3 separate regions of the Homo sapiens genome follow, and all the other regions are linked to region 2. A link is a contact called in ENCODE Hi-C or POLR2A ChIA-PET data. All regions are on one chromosome and are shown on one strand. The core of a region is the stretch at or near the end of the contact, and the rest is flanking DNA. Distances in the headings are between cores, read along the strand shown. Region 1 overlaps KIF18A (kinesin family member 18A). Region 2 holds the start of BDNF (brain derived neurotrophic factor). Region 3 overlaps KIF18A (kinesin family member 18A).

What was found. Hi-C counts contacts between places; a loop is a spot of excess contacts on that map. ChIA-PET counts read pairs that join two places held with the same protein, here RNA polymerase II (POLR2A). Pooled maps may share reads with other maps.
Region 1: a loop to region 2 is called in a map of chondrocyte, with 2.5 times the contacts of the local background. The contact joins the enhancer-like site here to the promoter of BDNF in region 2. A Hi-C loop is called at or near these places in 1 of 168 maps with a recorded cell type or tissue (chondrocyte). POLR2A ChIA-PET finds 5 or more read pairs at or near these places in 5 of 52 experiments (A673, AG04450, BJ and 2 more).
Region 3: a map of PC-3 shows a loop between it and region 2 (3-fold over the local background). The contact joins the enhancer-like site here to the promoter of BDNF in region 2. A Hi-C loop is called at or near these places in 1 of 168 maps with a recorded cell type or tissue (PC-3) and 1 of 50 pooled maps. POLR2A ChIA-PET finds 5 or more read pairs at or near these places in 4 of 52 experiments (A549, BJ, Caco-2 and 1 more).

The regions. Positions count from the first base shown.
Region 1 is chr11:28,087,752-28,092,053 of GRCh38, reverse strand. It overlaps KIF18A (kinesin family member 18A), which reads left to right. Exons shown (of 17, transcript NM_031217.4): 4 at 541-645; 5 at 1,327-1,437; 6 at 3,333-3,530. Among named protein-coding and RNA genes, the nearest start is that of KIF18A, 18 kb to the left of the region's middle. Within about 2 kb of position 1,838, at least 3 of the 41 ENCODE cell types and tissues checked have a DNase peak (open chromatin) inside an H3K27ac peak, as active enhancers do; they include PC-3, where a contact is called at or near this core.
Region 2 is chr11:27,698,644-27,702,832 of GRCh38, reverse strand. BDNF (brain derived neurotrophic factor) reads left to right here and starts at 2,378. Exons shown (of 2, transcript NM_001709.5): 1 at 2,378-2,669.
Region 3 is chr11:28,047,299-28,051,492 of GRCh38, reverse strand. All of the region lies in intron 13 of KIF18A (kinesin family member 18A), which reads left to right. Among named protein-coding and RNA genes, the nearest start is that of MIR610, 7.4 kb to the left of the region's middle. Within about 2 kb of position 1,957, at least 2 of the 41 ENCODE cell types and tissues checked have a DNase peak (open chromatin) inside an H3K27ac peak, as active enhancers do; they include PC-3, where a contact is called at or near this core.

The DNA of each region.
Region 1 (4,302 bases), core at 589-3,088, 390 kb before region 2:
CACGAGGTCAGAAGATCAAGACCATCCTGGCTAACATGGTGAAACCCTGTCTCCACTAAAAATACAAAAAATTAGCCAGGCGTGGTGGCAGGCGCCAGTAGTCCCAGCTACTGGGGAGGCTGAGGCAGCAGAATGGTGAGAACCCGGGAGGCGGAGCTTGCAGTGAGCCGAGATTGCGCCACTGTACTCCAGCCTGGGAGACAGCGAGACTCCGTCTCAAAAAAAAAGAAAAGAAGAAAATGCACTTCAGCTATCTTACTTATCTCTGTTTCACCATAGTCATCAAGGCAGGAATTATGAGTGAGGGGATGACTCCAACTTTAAGTTTCAATTTCAAACCTAGGTAATCAAACTCTTCAATTTTCTGGAATGATAGAAAATTAATGGCAACATGAGATCGAAGGTATGAGGTGAATAAAAGTGAGGTGCTGCTTGTCTTTAGGATAAAATTCTAATAACTTTAAATTAGCAGTGTATGTGTGATGTAATCACCATTTTTTTTTTTTACATCAATGCTAAAGCAGTTCTTTTTATTTTAAGGTATATAATGAACAGATTCGTGATCTCTTAGTAAATTCAGGGCCACTTGCTGTCCGGGAAGATACCCAAAAAGGGGTGGTCGTTCATGGACTTACTTTACACCAGGTATGTATATAAACATCTTTTTCCCTGTTAGAATAGCAAATGTGACTATTAAGCTATTTTCACCAGCCATGCACTTACTTTCCATCCTGTTTGAGAAAAAAAACTAATGAGGTACAGAATTTAAATGATTAGGGTATATTTTTAGTCTTATTTTGTTTTCTTTTAAAATAGAGTGAACTTTTTAAAAACATTTTTTAAATTTTATTTTTAAATTTTAATCTACGTATGTATGTATGTATGTATGTATGTATGTATGTATTTATTTATTTATTTATTTATTTATTTTGTGACCGGGCTATGAGACTGGCTAATTTTTGTATTTTTGGTAGAAAGCGGGAGTTCACCATGTTATTCAGGCTGGTCTCAAACTCTGGGGCTCAAGATCTGCCTGCCTCAGCCTCCCAATGAGTGAGCTTTTCTTTCAAAAATCTGCTTGAACATTTAATGTCATATTATTCTACTCAATAGACTCCACTCCTGAGAAACTAGATTTTATCTTTTATTCTTCATATAAACACACACAATACTAAGCAGATGAGACAAAGTTAGTATTTAATAGGATTGAATTTATAGAAAACATTTTCTTTTACCTTTAAATCTTTTTGTTTTTTGAACATTTATTGAAAAATTTAAAGATATATTGCTGATTTTTAAATTTTGCTTCTACTTAAACTTCTCCAGCCCAAATCCTCAGAAGAAATTTTACATTTATTGGATAATGGAAACAAAAACAGGACACAACATCCCACTGATATGAATGCCACATCTTCTCGTTCTCATGCTGTTTTCCAAGTAAGAGGCCACTAGACTATCACTCTTAAAATTGGATTTAAAATAAATGAAGCTAAATTCATGAATCATCATTTTCATACATGTGAAAAAAATCTGTCTGTAGACTTCACTTGTCAGTACTTTCCTTTATAGCTTTGAAAAGTTTCTGTCACCAAGAGTATTTATAATTGAGATGCTTAAAACAAAAATACAAAATTTCTACCTTTGTAAACATACAGGAGGATAAAGTTGTAGTAATAAAAGTTTTGTTTTTGCTGAAAATATTTAATCTTTCCAATAAATAATCTTATATTCACAGTAAAACTTATCTCTATAAATCTAGACTTGTAGAACTAATAATTTGGGAACATACTGATTCATCTTTAAAAGATTTCACCATAAGGACCATGTAAATAGTCGCATTCCTTAAGGAAGTATGATTCAGTTGGCACAGTAAGTCTTAGGAATACAATTCCAGAAAGAGCTAAAGCATAGGTTAATAGCTATTATTTCTTATAGTTTCTAGTCCTTTTAATACCCAAATGATAATATAAAGCTTCTTTTAGTATTATGCCATCTGAGATACATCTTATAAGAAAGAAATTGTTATAGTTGAAAGAATTGATATTGAAGGCAATCAAACCATTCATATAGTCCCTGGTCAACAAAAATTTCATTAATCTTTTTTGTTCTTACCACTAACTCTTCGGTTATTAATAGTCTTGAGAGAAATGTTTCTCTGTGAAACTGAGATGTCTCTGAAATATCTTAGATCCTGCTTTATAAAACAATTTAATAAATGGGTTTATAATTAAGTAATATCTTACTTTCCTCATCTTTTGTTTGCCACCTAATGTAGTTCAGATAATCCTTACAGAGTAGCTTAAAATATTTGAATAAATTATGCTTTACTAGGCAGTTGAAAATGACAAGTAGACTTTACTGTATAGTCATGTGCCGCATAACGACATTTCAGTCAACAACAGTCCACATATACAACAGTGGTCCCATAAGATTACAACAGAGCTGAAAAGTTCCTATTCATCTAGTGATGTCATACTCATCATAATGTCGTGGCGTAACACATTACTCAAATGTTTGTGGTGTTGTTGGTGTAAACGAACCTGCACTGCCAGTCATATGAAAATATAGTACATACAATTATGTACAGTACATGAGACTTGGTAATAAATGACTGTGTTACTGGTTTATGTATTTACTTTTTATTGTTATTTTAGAGTATGCTCCTACTTATTACCCCAAAAGCAGTCTGCTACATTCTGTTTACCAAGTCTGTGGATTTTATCATTTTCTCTCATGTTTGATTTATGATATTTTCACAATGAGGAAATCACCTAACAGTGCATTTCTCAGAAAGTAGCTGTGTTGTTAAGTGATGCAAGACTGTACTATCTTTTTTATATATGATATTTTAATTATGAGGACATATACAGGTTTGGGGGATTAGAATAAATTTACTCTTCAGTTTGGATCAAGATTCGAATTCAGCTTCCCTTGAGGGGCAATCTCTAGATACATACAAGGCATTCTAACGAGTAGCTTTGGTTTTTTCTTAGGAACGTTATTTCTATAGGACCTGTGTTTCTAACCATCACCTCTGATAATTCCATGTCCTGGTTCAAGGGGTACCAGAATAGAAATGGAAGTTTTGATCTTCTATCAAGTCAAGAGTTATTTTTCCTCTGGTACACATATAGAAAGTCTTTTCATTTTTATATTTTTCTCAGCTATAGTGATTACTTATAGTGCTCTTAAATATCAATTAGATTATACCTTGTTCAGTTGTTTTTTAAAATGAAAATAATTTTGATTTTGTGCTCTATTAAAGTATATATTTCCCTTTTAATTTTGTTAAATCTTATCCTCATTTTTTTCTATTTTGTAATTTCAAAAAGATTTACTTGCGACAACAAGACAAAACAGCAAGTATCAATCAAAATGTCCGTATTGCCAAGATGTCACTCATTGACCTGGCAGGATCTGAGCGAGCAAGTACTTCCGGTGCTAAGGGGACCCGATTTGTAGAAGGCACAAATATTAATAGATCACTTTTAGCTCTTGGGAATGTCATCAATGCCTTAGCAGATTCAAAGGTAGGCATTATATGTTTATTTGTTAAATAGTTTGAAATATTGAAATAGATAAGAAAGATACTATTTAATATGATTTTGTTTTAAAGGTCTGATATATATCACATTTCAAGGGTATATCAGTAATGTTAATATATAGATCAAAGACCTCAGAAAACCTAGTGTATTAAACTGATTTTTATTTCTTTTTTAATTTCCAGTTTTATAATGAGAATTGGTTAAATAGAAAGTAATGAATACCAGATTGATAGTTAATATTTTATGGTACATTCTCATCACTTATTTTGAACTTGGTTTTTAAAGTGATCACTACACAGCAAACATGTTAATTAAATTGGCATGAAGACAAACTAACCATATTTTTAAAAACTAAATTCTGTTGTTTAGTATTTTATATATTATAAAATAGGGTTAAGTATTAAAGAGTGTTGATTTTTTTTTAAGGGGGGTTTAAGTTATAAAATGTCATGAAATCACCTAATAAGGTAATGTTTACTAGATGCTTCTGGGCATATTTAAATATAGTTTACATATACCATATGCCAGAAGTGCTTACCTAGAACACAGTGTATTTCACAACATAGATATTTGTAAAAATGACATCCTTTCAAAAAAATTATAATATGGCAATTTAAGTTAAACCATACTCGAAAGCTTTAGCTTGTTAAACTGTTCGAAAAGCTCATCATTAGTCATTAGAAAAATGCAAATCAAAACCACAATGAGATACCATCTCATGCCAGTTAGAATGGCGATCATTAAAAAGTCAGGAAAC
Region 2 (4,189 bases), core at 1,129-3,628:
TTCACTGTGTGAACGTGGGTAAATTATTTCCTGGCAGAGGATCGGATTCTTCTTTTATAAAACGGGTAAATAATTTCTGTCACTAGTCTTTAGAAGTTCTAAAATAGCTAATGTTAGTGAATTCATTTTGCTAACTGTAAACCCTTAGGTAAATTGAACTGAGTATGTAATAATATTATATATTCAGTTCAACAGCACATTCTTGGTAACCACAAGAGGGTCCAGGAAAGGAAACTGTTTATAAATCTTTCCCTTTAGCAAAATTAATGTTGGAGTCTTTAGGGAAATTCTTACAGCAATAGTCTTCGCAATTATTAGGTCAAACCCCTTTGAGATTACAGAAAAACGCACACACACAGAAAGCTGCCTGCAGAATTTGGGTGTGGGCTTGGTGGGAGATTCCTCTGATACCCAGTGTTGTACCCCCAAGAGAGTGTTTCTCAAAGTGTGACTTCAGATTGTCTGCATTCGAATTGCTTGTGGTATTTATTAAAATTATAACTCCTGGGCCCTGCCCCACCCCTACTAAATCACAATTTCAGGAGGAGGGACCTTCATTTTAACACTCACCCAGGTGATTTTTATGCTCCGAGGAGGTCCAGGGACTCCAAGTTAAGTACGGTACTGCTGTCTTATTCTTTATTCTAAATTTTAAGGTCTGCACAAATTGGTTGAACTAATGAGAAGAAAATTCAGCTTTAAAGCAGAAACACAGGTAGACGGTTGACAGAGTTCATCAAATGGATAATTGAAAATGTCCTCTGGACCCTAGCCATATAAGTTCTCTTCAAGGGTCTTGGCTACAGGCAAATGAGAACCCGAAAGGCTATTTGCTCTTTTGCTGCGGGCAGTGGTGGGGGTGGAGGGCGGGGGAGGATTAACTGAGCCAGTTCTGCCCCCACCCTCGAATCACCTACCCCCACTCTGGTTAAAGCAGAAGACTTTTTATTTATCTTGGCTGCCCTGGTTCGTTATTAAAAGGGTTAGCTTATACGTGTGTTTGCTGGGGCTGGAAGTGAAAACATCTGCAAAAGCATGCAATGCCCTGGAACGGAACTCTTCTAATAAAAGATGTATCATTTTAAATGCGCTGAATTTTGATTCTGGTAATTCGTGCACTAGAGTGTCTATTTCGAGGCAGCGGAGGTATCATATGACAGCGCACGTCAAGGCACCGTGGAGCCCTCTCGTGGACTCCCACCCACTTTCCCATTCACCGCGGAGAGGGCTGCTCTCGCTGCCGCTCCCCCCGGCGAACTAGCATGAAATCTCCCTGCCTCTGCCGAGATCAAATGGAGCTTCTCGCTGATGGGGTGCGAGTATTACCTCCGCCATGCAATTTCCACTATCAATAATTTAACTTCTTTGCTGCAGAACAGAAGGAGTACATACCGGGCACCAAAGACTCGCGCCCCCTCCCCCCTTTAATTAAGCGAAGGGAACGTGAAAAAATAATAGAGTGTGGGAGTTTTGGGGCCGAAGTCTTTCCCGGAGCAGCTGCCTTGATGGTTACTTTGACAAGTAGTGACTGAAAAGGTGGGTTTGTTTTCTTTCTTTCTCTTTCCGTTTTTCTGTTTGGTCGGCTAGAAAGCGTGTGGCTTTAGCGAGGTCTGTCATTGCCTGGGCTTCCTGGCTGGAACAAGTAACTTGGTGTAACGTTATCTGGGGGCGTTCATCAATAAAAAATGCTGTTATTATCTTGATTGAATTCCTATTAGGCAAACTCTAGAGAGGTCAGTGCGCGAACTCTGTTTAAGCCGGCGTGTTTAAGGCAGCAGAGTAAACCAATAGCCCCCATGCTCTGTGCGATTTCATTGTGTGCTCGCGTTCGCAAGCTCCGTAGTGCAGGAAGGTGCGGGAAGGTGTGTCTGTGGCCCGGGAAACGCACGCCCTCTCCCAGAGAACTTGGGTGCTGGGATGGGGAGGAAGGGGAGAGTTGAAAGCTAGGGGAGCGAGACCTCGGGGCGTGCGATTCTCACTCGCTCCCTCCCGCCCCAGCGCCCACAGCCGGGGTTTCTGCAGAGGGCGCGGGACGCGGGGTTCCCCGGGGCTGAGGCTGGGGCTGGAACACCCCTCGAAGCCGCGGGCGTCCTGTCCAAGGCGCCCCAGGAGGGCGCAGGACTCGCAGGGCGATGTCGCGGGGCCCTAGGGGAGGAGGTGAGGACAGGCCCCGGGGGAGCGGGGAGTTCCGGGCGCCCCTCGGTTCCCCGCGCGAGGAAAAGACGCGGCGTTCCCTTTAAGCGGCCGCCTCGAACGGGTATCGGTAGCGCGGGCGAGCGGGGAGCGGGGGGCGGGGGGCGGGGGGGGGGGGGCGGCGCCGTTTGACCAATCGAAGCTCAACCGAAGAGCTAAATAATGTCTGACCCGGGCGCAAGGCGCAGCCTGGAGCTCCGGGTCCCCGACGCTGCCGCCGCCGCGCCCGGGCGCACCCGCCCGCTCGCTGTCCCGCGCACCCCGTAGCGCCTCGGGCTCCCGGGCCGGACAGAGGAGCCAGCCCGGTGCGCCCCTCCACCTCCTGCTCGGGGGGCTTTAATGAGACACCCACCGCTGCTGTGGGGCCGGCGGGGAGCAGCACCGCGACGGGGACCGGGGCTGGGCGCTGGAGCCAGAATCGGAACCACGATGTGACTCCGCCGCCGGGGACCCGTGAGGTTTGTGTGGACCCCGAGGTAGGCAAGCGCTGGGAATGGGGCTTGGTGCAGGAGCTGCCCGTCCGCGGGAGAGAGTTGACTGGGGGATCCCCCACCCCAAAGTTGTGGGACGAGGCCAGTCTCCTTCTTTCCTCCCCTCCGGTAGAAGGGACGATTTGGAGTTACTCTTGGGGAGTTTTCTCCCCCATCCCACAACCCAGAAGGTCAGCCGGCACCACCAGGGAAAAAGGGACCCGGGGAAGTCACGAAGTAGAGGAGGGAAGGCCTGGAGGAGACCCAGAGCTGCGTGATGGGAGCAAAGACGGCGACCCGGGGATCCCTCGCAGCCCTCCCCCAGCCCAGGAGTAGTCGAGAGAGACTTAGGGGGCCAGAGCTGTCGAGGGTCCTGACTGAGGGGAGGGTGCTGGGGCTAGGCTAGGAATCCTTCCAGGGGGTGGGTGGTCCCCGCGCCGACTTGCGGGGGGAGTGGGAGGGAAGCTTGCGCCTTCAGCCCGCATCCCTTCCCCGGAGCTGCACACGGCTACCTGCTCCCCAGGAATTGAGACTGAAGTGGACTTACAAGTCCGAAGCCAATGTAGCTTGGAAAACTTGGGAGGCGGAATTCCTACCGCTGGGAACTGAAAGGGTCTGCGACACTCTCGGGCAGGCCGAACCCACATCTCTACCCATCCTGCGCCCCTCTTCTGAAGCGCCCTCCAGGGAAGTTAAGAGTTTTGACTTTCGGGGAGTGGTTGGGATGTACGTGGGGGATTCTTGACTCGGGTTAGTCTCTGGGGATGCAGAGCCGGGAAGAGGAATGGGTGAGTGAGTTACTCCTGGAAAGAAATAGCTGAGGATTGGGGGCTCTGTGCCTGACGGGCAAGAAGAAGGGGAGATTACAGACTAGGGGCATCCCTAAGGAAGAAGCCTCGGGGCTGCGAGGGTGAACTGGAGGATGCAGTGTTTGTGTGTTGGGGGTAGAGCGGGGATGAGGGACCGGGGTGGAGGGGAGGCGAGGAGGAGGAGGGGACCCAGAGAACGAAGCTAGGGAAGGTAGAGGGTGCCCTCTGCCGGCCATGCTGCCAAGAGCAGCTACTGGGGGCGGGAGGCTGGGGGTGGGGAAGTGGTAAAGGAAGGTTTTGCGGGATCCCTTAGAGAGCTGGTAGGAGGGACTTGTTGAATGGTGCTGCTGACTCCAGCTCGGTGGGGCGTGCGACTCGTCGTCGGTGGATTTTGACTCCTCGTTCTTGTTTGGCTTCTATGCAAGTTTTCCTCGCGCTGGGGGAGCTTTGATAAGCCTCGATTGGCGGTGTGTTAGGGCTTCTTGGATCTTATTTTAGGGTCCTCTAGTTATCCTGCACTTACTCCTTAATGTCAGTAGCAACCAAAGAACATTTTCCGACAAGCACGCAGGAATGTTCTTGGCCAGAAGCAAAGAAAGGCATATTTCTGAGTGTTTATTAATCCTCCTAGTAATCTTTTAAAGCAAAGTAATATGTAATTGGGAACGTTGATTTTCTAACTGCATATAAAAGGCGACATGATATTAAATGAGACCC
Region 3 (4,194 bases), core at 708-3,207, 350 kb before region 2:
ATAGGCAAGAATCTAAATTTATTTTTTCCAAGGAGACTAGCATTCTTATATAGATATATTGGCAATGCATCCTTAACAGCCACTGTGTTTTTTGTACAGTAAGTAGTCATATATAATTCTGTTTACTCAATTTCTACTCTATTGTTTCACCTGTTTGTCTGTCTTAGGGCCAGTAGCTATTATTTTAATATGTGATACTTTATAGTTTTTTTTATATAGTATGCTAGCCCTTCTTCATTATTCTTTGTCTGAAAAATATTCTTTGCTTTGTCTAGGAAATGAATATCAGAATAATTTCCAGTTTCAAGGAAATGAAATTTTTTTAATTCATAAATTGACTTCACATATTTCCAATATCAAATCTTCGTACTCTAGAATAGTTTGTCTCCCTGTATGCATATCTTTTTGTATGTTCCTCAGCAAAGTTTCAGAGTTTTCTTCGTAAGTGTTTTATAAATTTGACTGAATAGATCCCTAGATACAATATTTTGTATTTTTGTGACATAGACTACTTTTTACTTTTCTTAAATTAATAAGCCTAAATTCTTATTTTGGAAGAAACTAATTTTGTAAATTTTATGAATTTTAATTATTTTCTAATAAATAGACTTGATTTTTGAATAGATATTTATTTGACGTGAAATCTTTACCTTCAAACTACAAGTGTATTGACTAAGAGTAAAATATGTACCTATTTTGGGGTCTGGAAAATAGATAGCACACTCACTAAGTGTAGTGCAAGACGGGGGTGCTGACAGCAAAATTTATTTATGGAACTGATAAAATTTCTGACATTAAATGAAAAGTCAAGATTTCCTCATTATCCATCTGGAAACTCACATTTGGTAATACTTCTGTCTGTAACCTTTCCTTTTTTAAAATTTTGCACCCAATGTCAGTGATTTTATCTTAAAGTACAATAAAAGATACTAGGAGAACCAGTCTCTTAACATAGTACCAATATTCTGATTGAATATAGAGTTCACACATAAGTTTAAGTTTCCCCTAAAATTACTTGAATACAAGGAAATTTCATTTGAAAGATAGGAAATCTCTATACTAATTTCTCATATAACAAATATAAAGCAGGAAAATGTTAATAAACCAAATCTTCCATATTTTTTCCATTTGGCAACAAAATTTAATCATGAAACAATGGAAATCATGCTTGTATCCCTAAATACATTTTGTTTGACTTATCATCCCCATGTACATAAGACAGTATTTAGTTATTCATCTATAGCTGCAAATATTACTGTGAATTAAAAGGTTCTTTGTATTGTCCCTTCTTTTCCATCTTTGGTAAGTGTAAATACTGAGAAAATGAAACTGAGAGAGAAACATGATATCTGCTATTTCCCACAGAAAAAATATCAAAAGGTTATGGGTTGATTTATTATTCAAAGTGCTGGATTAATTTAAAGGACTATAATAGTTCCCTATGTATTAGGACAATAGTTCCCTATGTATTAGGGAACTATTATACATCCCTAACCATGAGAGTGTCTCATAAGTGTATTATAAAATGTTTATTAGTTTGGTTAATTTAGTGGTACCTTATCTTATATTTGGTTAATTTAATGGTACTTTATCTTATAAGATAAGTTTACGTATCTTATAAATAGTTAAAATTCATTTACCTGTATCATTTGCAACTATGAATTCCATGAGTCATAAGGCTGTTAAAAAGAATCCAGATTTATGATGAGTACACTAATTGTATCAATCATTTGTAGCCTAGAAGTTTTTATTGAAATGTATACATTAATATTTGATTTCACTTTAGAACTTTGCCAACTAATTTTGATTTAGCACAGTTTCCCAGAATTTCTCCTCACGTACATATTAACAGGAGTGCTTGCTTGCAAAGGAAGAATCCTTGCCATCGTTTTGTACCAAACCTCAATTAGATCTAATCCCATTCATCAATGTCTCCCTGTCATGAACCCTACTTTGCAGCCTATGACTCATGTTTGCTAAATACCGCATTCTTCCTTTACAATAACATACAGCTCTATAAATCTCTTAACGTTTACAGTCTTAAACTTTTGATAAATTACTTCCTCTGGGTAAAATCATTCAGAACACATGATATGGCACATCAAAAGATGACCCCAAAAGCCCTGCCCATTTTTAAGAGAGGGATTTTAAACCCATTAGTGATAAATTATCTAGTCTCTTTATTTTATGTAAAGGAACCATCTGTGAAATATTTCCAAAAGCTGAAAAATAAATATAAAGCCCCCTCTACTTAAGAAACCACATGAATTGCCATTTAGCAATTATGTTTTAGAGATTTATTTAAAACAAAGAGAGAAAAAGATGTTTCTTAATTTATTTTAAAATATTTTTAGAAAATTTGGCATAAGAAATGAATAATATAGTGACATCTAAACTAGTTTTAATTTCTCTTGTCTCTTTCCACTGCAGTCTACACTTCACACTGCCAACAAAGTGATCTTCCTAATAAAGTGTAGACCTCTCAGAAGAGTCTTCAAAGGCTTTCCAAGTCCAGTGTCAAGCTATAGGCATACTTTTGTCCAGCACCTTGTATCCCAACCTTCTGTTATCATGATTTCTGTTTCTGGCCTCTGCAATTTCCAAGCTTTTCCATCAATTTCAAATGCTTGTTTTCTCTACATCCATCCCACTTCTTGGCCTAAATCTTTCTCCACAATGAGAGTCCAATTCAGATACTTCCTTCTTTATTAAATCTTCCTTTTAATGGATCATCTTTCCTTTGCCTGCATATATTCATCTGTATTCCCATGGCTTTTAAGTTTTTTATTCCTTTCACTAGTGTTTTAACCTTGTTACTGTCTTAGCAATAAATATTTGTTTATTTTAATTTGGAAAAAAGTGAAGCCAAAAGAAACAAGATATACTTTATTAACTTATATTAGTATTTAGTTTTAATAGCCTACTGAACTTTTTTTCTAAGCATACATTTGTGGTTTGCTTTTTTAAAACAAGAACAGTGGAATCTATTATATATATATAGTTGATAACCAGCCTCTTTTTCACTGAACTACTTGCTGTAGACACATTTTGCTATCAACGAATATGAATTTAAGTCATTTTTAATAGCTGCATATTATATTTGCCTAATCTCCTGCTAATTAACATTTAGTTTGTTTTCACTTTATTATTACAAGCGACACCCCATTAAATGTCTGTGCATGTGTATTTATTTTGCAACTTGCCTAATTATTTCCTTAGGCTAAGCCCTTAGAAGAAGAATAGCTTAATCAAACAGTATGTATACTTTAAAGGCATTAGATATGCATTGTCAGATTCCCCACCCCCAGAACTATTATAAGTGTAGTCTACCATTGTAAGTGGGTAATGAAGGTGAAGGTGAACATTTTTTCATGTGCTTTTTGTCTAGTTATAGTTTGTTCTGAATTAACTGCCTCTTCCTTTGCCTTATTTTGCTCTTATCCATTTTGTTTTGTAAGAATTATTTCTCTCAGAGACAGACCAGCCAACCTATATACACATGTATACATAGACATACATACATACACATACACGAGCTCTAAATCCTTTGCCAAATGTGTTACATGTATTTTTTTCTCTCTTATTCATGGTTGGTTTTGATTTTTATGTAACCCAATTTTAAGTTATGAAGATATTCATATTTTATTTGCCTACTTTCTCTTTTCAGTAATAATAGGAAATAGCATTTCATTTTGGGAGCAATGAAGTAGTATGTTGCCTCCTATTCATATTTTTGAGTCTGTGAAGAAAGTTTTATTTTTTTAAGTCTCCATTATGTTTATTATATATGTTATTACTCTGTATTACTTGCATTACTTTTTACCTGACTTCTACCTGGAAAATAAGAAACATGACTCCAACTCTGGCAACAACAAATATAATTGCTATCATGACTTTGAGAATGTCATTTTCTTGCTGTGAGCAACAAATTATAAAATAATGAAGTTTAAATAAACACTAAAACCATCTAGTACTAAATTCTGGTTGTTTGTATAAGATGATCCCCATTGTAACTTTCCTGGTGGCCAGTAGTTAGGACCACTCTTTTAAAGTAGAGATTCAGTGAAAAATAGATATAGATTGCTAAACTATATAATTCCCATGACATAGAAATGTCATAGTTAAAGTACGTAAGGCCTTATCTTGCTTGAGCCTTTCAGTTTTTGCTATTAGGAAACATTTGTGTGTAAGTTT